Regions from separate parts of the Homo sapiens genome. Here region 2 is linked to region 1. A link is a contact called in ENCODE Hi-C or POLR2A ChIA-PET data. All regions are on one chromosome and are shown on one strand. The core of a region is the stretch at or near the end of the contact, and the rest is flanking DNA. Distances in the headings are between cores, read along the strand shown.

Evidence for each region. Hi-C counts contacts between places; a loop is a spot of excess contacts on that map. ChIA-PET counts read pairs that join two places held with the same protein, here RNA polymerase II (POLR2A). Pooled maps may share reads with other maps.
Region 2: a loop to region 1 is called in a map of PC-9, with 5 times the contacts of the local background. The contact joins two enhancer-like sites. A Hi-C loop is called at or near these places in 1 of 168 maps with a recorded cell type or tissue (PC-9), 1 of 37 single-sample maps with no recorded cell type and 6 of 50 pooled maps. POLR2A ChIA-PET finds 5 or more read pairs at or near these places in 1 of 52 experiments (activated CD8-positive, alpha-beta memory T cell).

Annotation. Positions count from the first base shown.
Region 1 is chr16:57,890,751-57,897,591 of GRCh38, reverse strand. It overlaps CNGB1 (cyclic nucleotide gated channel subunit beta 1), which reads left to right. Exons shown (of 33, transcript NM_001297.5): 31 at 49-195. Among named protein-coding and RNA genes, the nearest start is that of CNGB1, 77 kb to the left of the region's middle. Within about 2 kb of position 3,436, at least 10 of the 41 ENCODE cell types and tissues checked have a DNase peak (open chromatin) inside an H3K27ac peak, as active enhancers do; they include PC-9, where a contact is called at or near this core.
Region 2 is chr16:57,588,843-57,595,310 of GRCh38, reverse strand. All of the region lies in intron 1 of LOC105371291 (a long non-coding RNA gene), which reads left to right. Among named protein-coding and RNA genes, the nearest start is that of ADGRG1, 37 kb to the left of the region's middle. RefSeq lists an enhancer at 2,320-2,399 and a silencer at 5,603-5,672. Within about 2 kb of position 4,055, at least 13 of the 41 ENCODE cell types and tissues checked have a DNase peak (open chromatin) inside an H3K27ac peak, as active enhancers do; they include PC-9, where a contact is called at or near this core.

The DNA.
Region 1 (6,841 bases), core at 2,187-4,686:
CGAAACGGCAGTCTCTGAAGGGCCTCCTTCCTCCCTTCTCTGCCCCAGCTTGCTGGCTGTTGGGGGCGGGAACCGGCGCACGGCCAACGTGGTGGCGCACGGGTTTACCAACCTCTTCATCCTGGATAAGAAGGACCTGAATGAGATTTTGGTGCATTATCCTGAGTCTCAGAAGTTACTCCGGAAGAAAGCCAGGTATGTAACTTTTCTTTCGTTTAATAAAAAATTGCTAAGGACAATGAATTTCTCTTACATAACCACAGTACCTTTATCTTTTTTTTTTTTTTTTTGAGATGACATCTTGCTCTGTCACCCAGTCTGGAGTGCAGTGGAGTGATCATGACTCACTACAGTCTCAACCTCCTAGGTTCAAGTGATCCTCCTGCCTCAGCCTCCCATGTAGCTGGGACTATAGGCACGTACCACCATTCCCAGCTAATTTTTAAAATTTTTTTCTAGAGCTGGGGTCTCACTATGTTGCCTAGGCTGGTATCAAACTCCTGGGCTCACATGATCTGCTCTGACCTCCCAAAGTGCTGGGGTTACAGGTGTGAGCCACTGCGCCTGGCCTAGTACCTTCATTAAAATAAGGAAATTTCGTATTGAAACAACACTATTATCTCATTCACAATCCATCTTCAGATTTTGCTAATTCTTTAAGAGTATCCTTTGTACCTTTTCTTCTTTTCCATTCCTGAATCAGGTCTAGGATCACATATTGTAATTAAGGTGCAGAGTATTCTTAGTCTTCCTTGATCTGGGATAGTTCCTCAGGCTTTTCCAACCTTTAGTGACTTGGACTTCTTTTAAGCATATAGGCCAGTTATTTTATTTATTTATTTATTTATTTATTTATTTATTTATTTATTTATTTATTTTGAGACAGAGTCTTGCTCTGTCGCCCAGGCTGGAGTGCCGTGGCACAATCTTGGCTCACTGCAACCTCTGCCTCCTGGATTCAAGCAATTCTCCTGCCTCAGCCTCCTGAGTAGCTGGGATTACAGGTGCACACCACCACGCCCGGCTAATTTTTGTATTTTTAGTAGAGACGGGGTTTCACCATGTTGGTCAGGCTGGTCTCAAACTCCTGACATCGTGATCCACCCCCCTCGGCCTCCCAAAGTGCTGGGATTACAGGCGTGAGCCATTGCACCCAGCCCATACAGGCCAGTTATTTTACAGAATGCCCCTCAGTTGGGGTTTGTCTGATGTTTTCTCGTGATTACCATTAGAGTGTGCATTTTTGGCAGGAAGAACTCAGAAGTGAGTCGCTTCTGCAGCAAATGTATCGAGAGGCGCACGATGCCATTTACTCCCAATATCGATGATTTTTACTTTGATTACTTGGTTAAGGTTTCTGTATTGTAAACCTATTTTCCCTTAAACCTAATTCCTAAGTAATTAGTGGGTAGTCACCTTCAGACTATGAGGATATCCTGTTCCCTGTCAAACTTTTACCCACTGCTTTTAGCATCCTTTGATGGTTCCTCCCTATGATAGTTACAAAGAGATTGCTATGATAGTTGTAAAATGGAAATTTTGTAACTCCACTCCCTCCTTGATTATTAGCTGGCAGTCAGCTGTGTGGAAGAGCTTTCTCTTCTCTCCCATTTGTTTATTCATTTCTCAATGTATATAGGCATGGATTTACTTGATTCCATGAATACTCTGTTAACAATCATTATTTTGATGCTCAAATTAGTCCAGTTTGGCCAGTGGGCACTTTTTCAAGGTGGCTCATTTGTGACCTTCGTGATATCCCTGTCATATTTTAGCACTTCCTTGCTTACTCAAGGAGCAGTAAGCCACAACCAGATGCCCTGGTTCATCTTGTACTTCCCTTGCAGTATCCTGGAAATGGCCATTTCTCCAAGGAGCCTTGATTCCTTTTACTGGGGGATGGTTTTTAGAAACCACGATCTGAGTCCTAGGAGCAGTCATTGCTACTGGAGTGCTACTAGGCCTCTGCAGCAGACAGAACCAAGAAACACACCCACATACACACCAAGATGTATAAGTACAAATATATATATATATATAAAAAATACATATATAATATATTATGTATATATAAAATACATACACACACATATACATGTATATGCCAACTTAAATTTTTCTGTCTATTCTACTGATTATCTATAAAACAATTTCAATCCAGCACCACAGAATTCATTCTTTTTTTTTTTGAGACGGAGTTTCACTCTTGTCACCCAGGCTGGAGTGCAGTGGCGCCATCTCAGCTCACTGCAACCTCTGCTGGAATTACAGGCATGTGCCACCACACCTGGCTAATTTTTGTATTTTCAGCAGAGATGGGGTTTCACCATGTTGGCTAGACTGGTCTCAAACTCCTGACCTCAGGTGATCTGCCTGCCTTGGCTTCCCAGAGTTGCTGGGATTACAGGTGTGAGCCACCGTGCCCTGCCACCACATATTAGAATTCATTCTAATATTCTCCCTTTTCATACTTGTAAATCTCTTCTCCAACACTGAGCAATACAGGGAAGTTCATTTCAGAATTTCCAGCCCATGTCACTGTAAAAACAAAAAGTAAGGCTTCTAGGTAGAGTTCAGTACTGGATGCAGTTCTTTTGTGTTTAGCCCGAGTATATATGATGGAAGTGTTACGTTCAAAGTTATCTGGAGTCGTTCTCTTCCTCCACTACCCTTTAATGTGGTTACTTTATTCATTTGAAATACAGGTAGGTTCACTTGTTTCAGTTTACATTCCATTTAGGGCTCCTGCCACCCTGATCTTTGTTGACTTTTTCTTGTTTTCAGTATGTAGAACATTAACATGTTCCTGAAGGTCAACACTCTGCAAAATGGGGCACTCAGAAAAGCGTCCCAACTCTCCCTGTCCCCATTGCCCCCTGACTGCAACTCCCATTATTACGTGGCTCGTTGCATCAATTTCTGCCTTTTCTTTCCTCTGCTTACTTTTGCGAAAATGGACAAGTCCACAGACATTTTCTTTTTTTCTTTTTTGAGATGAAGTCTCATTCTGTAGCCTGGGCTGGAGTGCAGTGGTTAGGTCTTGGCTCACTGCAACCTCCACCTCCCGGGTTCAGGTGATTCTCCTGCCTCAGCCTCCTGAGTAGCTGGGATTACAGGCATCTGCCACCATTCCCAGCTAATTTTTGTATTTTTAGTAGAGATGGGGCTTTGCCACGTTGGCCAGGCTTGTCTCGAACTTCTCACCTCAGGTGATCTGCCCGCTTCTGCCTCCCAAAATTCTGGGATTACAGGTGTGAGCCACCACACCCAGCCCAAACATTTTCTTATTTCTTCTTCTTTCTTACACAAAATATGGCATGCTGTAGATTCTTGTACTTTGCTTTGTTTCCACATGACGACAAAACCCGGAAATCATTGTCTATCAGTGCAGAGTCAGCTTCCTCATTCCTTTCCACAGTGGCAGAACATTCCTGTAAATGGACATTTAGGGTATTTCCACAATTTTGCAATTACAAACAGTGGTGCAACGAATAACCGTGTGCATCCGTATTTTGCATTGTTGGGGAACAGGTCATTCTTTTTAGAAAAGCCGGTTTTTGTTTTCAAACCCTTAAGATCAGGTTTCAAATTGAGCGACAGGCAACGTAGTGTGTCAGGAACCCCACAATAGGTCTGGGAGGCTGGCGGGGCTCAGATCCCTTCCATGTGAGGTGCTGGCTGTGTGACTTTGAGGAAGTTGTTTAACTTTTCTGGTCTCAGTTGTCTCCTATGTAAAATAAAGGTCATAACCCCTACTTTGCTGCTGTAAATTTTTTTTGTTTTTTTGAGATGGAGTCTTGCTTTGTCGCCAAGGCTGGAGTGCAGTGGCGCAATCCTGGCTCACTGTAACCTCTGCCTCCTGGGTTCAAACAATTCGATTCTCCTGCCTCAGCCACCCCAATAGCTGGGACTACTGCAGGCACATGCCACCACACCCGGCTAATTTTTGTATTTTAAGTAGAGACGGGGTTTCACCATGTTGACCAGGCTGGTCTGGGACTTCTGACCTCAGGCGATCTGCCCGCCTTGGCCTCCCAAAGTGCTGGGATTACAGGTGTGAGCCACTGTGCCTGGCCTGCTGCTGTGAAAATTAAATAGTGTGCAGGAATGTCTCCGGTGGGGTGCCTGTCATACAAGAGAGCTCAGTGCATGTTAATAAGGATCACTTCAGGCCGGGCGCAATGCTGCATGATTGTAATCCCAGCACTTTAGGAGGCTGAGGCGGGAGGATCATTTCAGCCCAAATATTTAAGGTTACAGTGAGTTATGATCGTGCCACTGCACTCCAGCCTGGGTGACAGAGCAAGACCCTGTCTCTCAGATAAATAAGCAATTGTTCCTCTGTAGCCATCAAATTCACCCTATAATTTTTCAGTTGGGTAAAACCTTTTTAATCCACATATCTGGGTTTTCCTCCTTGTCTTGTATCACACATTCTTATTTTCCCCTTCATTCTATACAATGACACCATAAATAAACTGCACAGAGAGCTGTCATAATAGAGGGAAGAAACTCACCAGCATCCATTCCTACAGCACAGTGATGTATCGAGTACACAGTGCTGAGTTCTGGGGACACAGGAGGGACCAAACAAAACTCACATTCTAGTCAGGGAACCGGCAATGGAAAGATGAGCGATGATGTGATGCGTCTGGCTACGAGGAAACACAAAGCCACGGGAGGAGCGGGAAGTGACGGAGAGCTGTCTGAGATAAGCTGGTTGGGGAAGCTGCTCTGAGCAGGTGGCATTTCAACGAGACCTGCACAAAGCAAAGGAGTGAGCTGGGGGACTGATGGCTGGGTACAGCATTCTGGGAAGAGGGAACAGCATGTGCAGAGGCCCTGGGGAGGAGCAGGCTTAGTGTGTGGGTGGCACAACAGCAAGAAAATTAGCATAGCTTGGTATGGGATCAGAGGAGTCTAGGGGAAGAGATTGGGTCAGACCTCAGAGGAAGATGGGAGCCATGGAGAGTTTTACACAGAGGAGTGACTTGAAGTGCCTTAGGTTTTCACAGGAGCCCTTTGGCAGCTTCGAGGTAAAAGGATGTAGTGTTGATGTCCAAGCATCATGCACACAAGACACTGAGGTCCCCTGGGGAAGGAAGCTGCCCCCAAACTCACCTTACCTGGTTGCTCTCAAGGGACCCACTGGACCCTTCCAAAACCCAGTCTATCTGAATTTCTCCCAGAAAATCTCCCCACGTTCCCCACCACATCAGTGGTGCGTGCCAGTGCCTCCTCTCCCCAGGGACAGGGAGGTAGAGTGGACCCTTGTGATTCATGGACTCCATATTTGCAAATTCGCCTCCTCACTGAAATGGACTTGCAACGCCAAGATCAATACTAACAGGCTTTTGTGGTCATTCAAGGACATGCCCAGAGCAGCAAAATACTTGAGTCACCCCAAGTGCACGCTCCCCGCTGAAGTCCCTGTTCTGTCTTGTGGTTTTAGCTCTTGTACTGCGAAGAGGTGTCTTTTTATGGTCCATTTAATGCTACTCTTTTTTTTTTTTTTTTTTGCATTTTTGTGCTTTTTGTTGGCGATTGCACTGTTTAAAATGGCCCCCCAGCATAGTGCTGAAGTGCCGTCTCATGTTCCTAAGCACAAGAAGTCTGCAATGTGCCTTACACAGAAAATATGTGTTAGATAAGCTTCATTCAGGCATGAATTACAGTGCTGTTGGCTGTGCGTTCAATGTTAATAAAACAATAATCTATATTTAATAAGATGTCTTTAGCCGGCACAGTGGCTCATGCCTGTAATCCCAGCACTTTGGGAGGCTGAGGTGGGTGGATCACCTGAGGTCAGGAGTTCAGGATCAGCCTGGCCAACATGGTGAAACCCCATCTCTACTAAAAATACAAAAATTAGCCAGGCGTGGTCATGGGCACCTATCATCCCAGCTACCCGGGAGGCTGAGGCAGGAGAATGGCTTGACCCTGGGAGGCAGAGGTTGCAGTGAGCCAAGATCACACCACTGTAATGCAGCCTGGGCAACAAAGTGAGACTCTGTCTCAAAATAATAATAATAATAATGTCTTTAAAAAGAAACACACATAAGACAAGTTTATTATTATTAATTTTAGAGACAGGGTCGTGCTCTTTCACCCAGGCTGGAGTGCAGTGACACGATCATAGCTCACTGCAGCCTCGAACTCCTGGGCTCAAGAAATCTCCCGCCTTGGCCTCCCAGTGTTCTGGGACTGTGTGTGAACCACCACGCCTGGCCAAGTTCATGTATTATGGTTGATGAATGTTGTGATGGGAGATTTGTAGGAATCTAGCCTTGTATTTCCCCTAGGAACAATGTTTCCATTTTTGCTAATTCAGTGTCCGCAGAGATCTTATAGGACATAATTACTACAAATCATGAGATTCAACTGCTTATGACTGAAAACTGGTACCAGGTCTCCCCACCCTCTCTTCTTGCCCCCACCCCCACCAGGAGGAGCAAAGCTCAGGAAAGCCATGCTTTTAGCTGTTACCCATCCTGCTGGGTGGGTTAGGCAAGAGTTTGGCAAATCAGATGGGACCCCAAAGGCACCTCCCAAGAGCTGTGCAGAGGCCCCCATTCCTGACAGTGCCTGTGCACCTGTGTCCACACTGAGAAGGCTGAGGTGTGGGTGGGAGGCAGCCAGGCGAAGGAATGGGGCTAACAGGCCTCACAGCAACATGGGGGGGCGTGGGAATGGGGGTCTCAGCCATGAGTCATCAGAGTGGTTGTTTGCTGGCCAGGCCAGCTTGACCAGAGAGGCAGGGGATTGTGTATGAGCTCTGCTCATCAGGGGAGATACACTGTCTGAGAACCATAGTCCCGGGGACATCTGAGTTGGTGAGGGC
Region 2 (6,468 bases), core at 2,806-5,305, 300 kb after region 1:
TTAAAGACCTAAGGGTGAAAAGCTATTAAACTTCCAAGCCATAACATAAACTTTGGAGCAGGGAAGGATTTCTGAAAAAAAAAAAAAAAACACAAAAAAACACTAACCAGAAGTAAGAGTTTAATCAATTAGAATATATTAAACTAAAGAATGTCTGTTTGTCAAAAGACGGCAGGGAAAAAAAAGTGAAAAAGAAAACTCATAGAATGGGAGAATATATTGACAATAATATAACTGACAAAGGAATACTATTCAGAATACATAAATAGCTCCTACAAATCGACAAGGAAGAAATGAAGAGTGAGCCTGAGACAAGGACTTGGGTACAGGCAGTATATCTAGAAGGTCATGCCAGCAGCAGAGTTGGTGGGGGAGGGAGGTAGAAACCCAGTTCACGGGCATTGTCAAGGTCACTGCTGTAGGTACTGAAGACTGGGTTCCTTTGGGACCTCCAAGACCCCTGAGAGTTCCAGGGTTGTTTCCATGAAGGTCAGGAGGCTGGGGCATTTCTCCACCATTCCAGGCTTTCCCACATGGTTGGATGAGTCCCTGGGTAGAATGTGGAAAGACTGGCTTTCTGGCAGTGGGAGGCTCCATGACATGGAGGCTGAAATCAGAGTGATGCTGGCCCCAGATGTGTCTGCTATAGAGCCAAATGACCCAATAAGAAGCTGGAAAAGCATTTGAATAGGCACTTCAAAAGAGGAAATCCAACTGGCCGATAAATACATGCCATGGAAATACAACTTAAAATAACAATGAGCCATCACGACCCACCCATGAGATTTCCCCAAATTAGCCATACGGAGTGTGGCTCTGTGGAACACTTAGGAGGGGGTGGAGGATGGCTAGGAGGGGTTGTAAATTTGTTCAACCACTTTAGAAAGCAGGCATTATCTAGTAACATTGAAGATGCTCATGACCTGTGGTTCAGACAGTCCACTTCCAGATACATAGCCTGCAGAAGTACATGCATATTTGTACCGCTACTCACCTATAAGAATGCTTATAGTAGCATTGTTGGTAACAGCCTTAACCTGCAAACATCCCAACATCCACCAGGAAATTAATGGATTAATAAATCATAGTATGTTCACATATTGGAATAGTATACAGCATTGAAAAGGAACAAACTACTTCTACATACAGCAATGCAGATGAATCTTACAAACATAACATTGAGTAAAAGAAGGTGGGTTTCATTCATGTAATCTTCCAAAATAAGCAAAACTAAAACTGTATTGTTTTAAAACTAAAACTAAAGAGCTAAAACTGTATTGTTTAAAACTGTACAGGTGGTAAAACCATAAATAAAAGTGAGAGAGAGATTCCTCTAAGTGTCGGGATAACGTTTCCCTCTCCAGCACAGTGAGGTTGTGATGGAGGATTGGCGGTGGGGGTTTCTGGGGTGGTGGCAATGTTCTCTTTCTTTACCAGGGTTGTAGTTACACAGGGATTTGCTTTATCATTTTTGTTAAACTATGGGCATATCCTGTGTATTCTCCATTTTTTAATGCTTAAATGTTTACCATTTTTTAATGCTTAAAAATAAATAACTAGGCCAGGCATGGTGGTTCACACATATAATCCTTATGCTTTTGGAGGCTGCAGCAGGAGGGTCACTTGAAGCCAGGAGTTCAAGACCACCCTAGGCAATGAAGCAAGACCCCCATCTCTACAGAAAAATTTAAAAATAGCTGGGCATTGTGGTGCACACCGGTAGTTGCAGCTACTCAGGAGGTTGAGATGGGAAGATCACTTGAGCCAAGGAGTTTGAGGCTGCAGTGAGCTTTGATTGTGCCACTGCATTCCAGCCTAGGCAACAGAGTAGATCCTGTCTCTGAAAATCCACCAATCTATCAATCAAACCGAGCCACACACATCACCAATTCTCTTCCCTCCGTTGGGTTCCCCATCTTAGTTACAGACAGGCCACCCCAACTACCCAAGAGTCCAAGACATCAGCCTTGATGATGCTCCAACCTCACCCTCACCCTCACCTGACCTGCAGTGTGGGTTCTACCTCCCAGCACCTCCCAGAGCCTCGCCCCTCCCTTTATTCCTGCTGGCAGCATGACCCAGGTGTGGTGGCTCATCATCACCTGCTGCTGATGCCCAAGCACAATCTAGGACAGCTACTCCTCCCTGGATGCCACTCCAACCTGCCTCCACCCCCTGCCAGAGTGATCTTCTTGAAACACCACTTGGATCAGGAACTCCCCTGGTCAAAGAGCTTCAGTATCTCCCTACTTCCCGAGCACCATAATTGGCTCTTCCTTATTTTTCTGGTTTCTCTCCAGCTCCTCCCACCGCCACTCTGCTCACCAAGCCCACTCTCCTGCATTCTCTCTCTACCCCCACCACACCCAACCCCAAGCCTGTGCCACTTCCCCTCCCTTTTCTCCTGCCTAACCCTGTTCAACACTGTGGTCTTGGTGTAGAAGTCACCTCCCACAGGAAACCCTCCTGCCCTGCACCACCCGGGCCAGGCTGGGTGACACCTCTCTCCCCACTCTAACATCTGCTAGCGGAAGCAGCCAAGCCCACAGGCTCCAGGCACTCCAGAGAGGTCTGTGTTCTTGCAGCCTGGGTTCCTGGGTAAGGGAACAAATGCAGGGCCTGTCTGAGACCAGAGGCTCCCACTGTGCCAGGCACAGCCTGAAAGCAGGTCTGGCGTGCTTCTGAGAAGCAGGCTTCTCAGCCTTAGCAAAGCTTTCCCTGGACCAAGCCTGGAGGGTGTAGAGAACCACGTTGAGACCACGGAGTCTAACCCCAGGCCCTTCCCCCGTTTTCCTTCCAGGAGCAAGCAACCTAAGCCACCCAGATTTTTGTTTAACCCAATGGCCTTCTCCATAAAGGACGAGTTGAATTTCCTACCCATGCAGGGGATGAGAGGCCTTGGAGTCTAATGTGACATAAAAATTAATATGACATTTTTGCACCTCCGAGCTTGACCACACACATCTCATTATGTTATCACTGCCTGATACTTCTCCACTCCCCAGCAAATGGTGAGCCAAAGGTGGGGGAGTGAAGTGGCAGAAACGGGAACTGGGTCTCCTTCCTTCATAGGGTACCCTGGAGCTGAGCAAGTCCTGGCTCAACAGAAGGTCTCACTGCATGTTGGATAGACAGAGAGTAGATGGACAGGTGTTTGAACATTGGATGGATGGATGGATGGATGGATGGATGGATGGATGAATGGATGGATGAAGAGAAGAGCCCACAGACATTAGAATGGACAGATGAGTGGATGAAGGAGGAAGGAAGGATGGATGGATGGAGGGATGGATGGATAGATGGACAGATGGACACGCAGACATTAGAATGGATAGATGGACGGATGAATGGATGGAGGCTGGACGGATGGATGACGGGTGGAGGACAATGGACAGATGGATAGTCAGATGAATGGCTGGATGAAGGAACAGATGAGTGGATAGATGAGGAAATAGAAGATAAAGCGATAATGGATGGATGGGCAGACAAAAGAATGAACAGATAAATGGATGAATGGACAAAAGTATAAATGGATGGGTGAATGTTAGAACAACAGACAGCCCAACAGATGGATGGACACACTTACCAATGTTCTTCTTTAACAGGACTGGGAAAGTCAAGCCAGGGCCTCAGACCTGCTCTTGTTGGAAATGCTCCACCTCATAGATGGCAGGGATGTCATCGCCACCCACAGGCGCTAGGATGAGGGAAGAAGGCAGAAGTGGCCAGCCCTGACCCCTGGTGGTTGCTATGGGAATGATCACCCCAGAGCCTGGCTTGGCTGCGGGAAGCTGGAAAGGGTGGGACATTCCAGCACACTCTGATCTTCTGTCATCCAGGCAGGCTCCCATCAAAACGTTCTTGGACACAGTTTGCCACATCTATAGTGTGCTAGGCACCAAACCAGGAGTTTTCTTACACTCTGAGGGCCTAGTCTTGGCCAAGCCCTGCTAGAGAGAGCTGCTGGGGCCACTGTGGACAGGTGACTCATACGGCATACATTTATGCATTGCTTGTCACGCCAGGCTGCGAGCCAGCCCACTCACTCCTTTCTCATCAGCCTTTGAAGTAACACCCAGGACAACCCCCATTTGACAGGTGAGAATACAGAGCCTCAGAGAGGCCAAGAGGCTTGCATGGGGCTGTAGCAAGTGAGGGGCAGAACCCAGGCTGTCAGGGAATCTCCCCCTCACCCTGCCCACCCTTAACGACCTTGCTCCCTGCCTCCCCGCCAGACCCTGTGGGGAGGAAAATTGAGGTTGATGTTCTAAGCATGCCGGCCTCAGCATGAACACACACACAGCCCCTCCCACCTCAGATATCCCTGTCCAGTAGGGTCACTCCCAACCTCTCATGGTTCTGGTGGGGAAGCAGAGCCTGGTGTGATCTCGGCTCCAGCACTGAGTAGCTGTATGACCCTGGGCGAGCCACTTAACCTGTCTGTGCTTCAGCTCCTCATGCGTGTTCCCAGTATGATACTAAACACAGGGCTGGTGTCAACATTCAATGAGCAAAAATATTTAGAGAGCATCTGACTCACCGGGAGTGTTTCCTCTTATCATTGCTAGGGAGGAAATGGGCTTGGAGAAGAAAAAGCCTGAATATGGAAGACATAGCAGTTTCCCCCACGCTGTTTCATCATTTTTCAAAAATACGGTGGTATCATCACTCTTCTTAGAAACAGTGCCCCCTCCTTTGCCTGCAAACAAAATCCAAATTCCTGAGTCTCCCCTACCCTTCCCTACCTCCCCTCCCCAGAGGCATCCTGAATTTTGTATGTGCCCTTTACAGCTCTGTCTGTATAGTTCAGTGCAGTATAAATGTTTAGATATGTATTACTTACTTTTTCTTGGCATTAAACCATTATTAAAAAGGTATGGGCTGGGCACGGTGGCTCACGCCTGTAATCCCAGCACTTTGGGAGGCCGAAGTGGGCAGATCAACTTGAGGCCAGGAGTTTGAGACCAGCCCGGCTAACATGGTAAAAATCAGTCTCTACTAAAAATACAAAAAATTAGCCAGGTATGGTGGCACACGCCTATAACCCCAGCTACTTGGGAGGCTGAGGCAGGAGAATTGCCTGAGCCTGGAATACAGAGGTTGCAGTGAGCCAAGATTGCACCCCTGTGCTCCAGCCTGGGTGTGACAGGGCAAGACACTGTCTCCAAAAAAAAAAAAAAATGGTATTGACCAAGTGTGGTGGCTCATGCCTGTAATCTCAGCCTGGGCAACATAGTGAGACCCCCATCTCTACAAAAAAAAAAAAAAAAAAAAGCTGGGTGTGGTGGTGTGCTTGTAGTCCCAGCTACTCCAGAGGCTCAGGCGGGAGGATCACATGGCCTCCATGGTAAAATCCCATCTCTACTAAAAATACAAAAATTAGCTGAGCATGGTGGTGAGCACCTGTAGTCCCAGCTATTCGGGAAGCTGAAGCAGAAGAATTGCTTGAACCCAGGAGGTGGAGGTTGCAATGAGCCAAGGTCACACCACTGGAATCCAGCCTGGGCAATAGAGTAAGAGTCTGCCTCAAAAAAAAAAAAAAAAAGTAAAATAAATAAGTAAATTTTTTAAAGGTATGAAACTGTAGTCGCTGGAACTTTTTTTTTTTTTTTTATCAGCATTTATGTGTCTTAGCTTTGCCCACGCTGTGGCCGGTAGCTGCGGTCCATTTGCTTTCAGAGGTTTAGAATGCTGTGTTCTGTGACGATACCACAAGGCCACTCTCCTATCAAGGGGAAGTCGGGCTGTTTCTGTGATTACTAACAACGCTGTTATGAACATTCTCAGGTGCATCTCTAGGAACACTGCAAGGCTTCCCCTTAGATATAATTGGGAGGTAGATTTGCCAGAGCATAGGTGTGCCAGTGTGCCTCTATACCAGTGATCCCCAACCTTTTGGGCACCAGGGACTGGTTTCATGGAAGACAATTTTTCCACAGATTCGGGGGGCAGAGTGGGGAATGGTTTCAGGATGAAACTGTTCTGCCTCAGATCATCAGGCATTAGATTCTCATAAGGAGCCCACAACCTAAATCCCTCACATGCACAGTTCACAATAGGGTTCTCAGTCCTATGAGAGCCTAACGCTACCACTGATCTGACAGGAGGTGGGGCTCAGGTGATAATGTTTCCTCCCCAGCCAGTTCATGGCCTGGGGGTTGGGGCCCCCTGCTCTACACGAAGAGAAATGCCAAACTGCTTTTCCAAAGTGCTTGAACTAATTACACTCTCACCAGCAATTTTGAGAGTTCCTGTTGATCCACGTCCTCGCCAACATTTAGCAGTGTCAGACATCATAATGTTTACCCATCAAATGCGTGAAAGATGATGTCTCGTTGTGGTCTTGACTTCCACGTGCCTAATAGCCAGTGGGCTTAATTAAGCATCTTGTCATAATTTTTGGCCATAGCTGTTTCATCTTTGGTGAAATGCTGGTTCATGGCTTTTTTGCACATTTTTCCTTTTCTT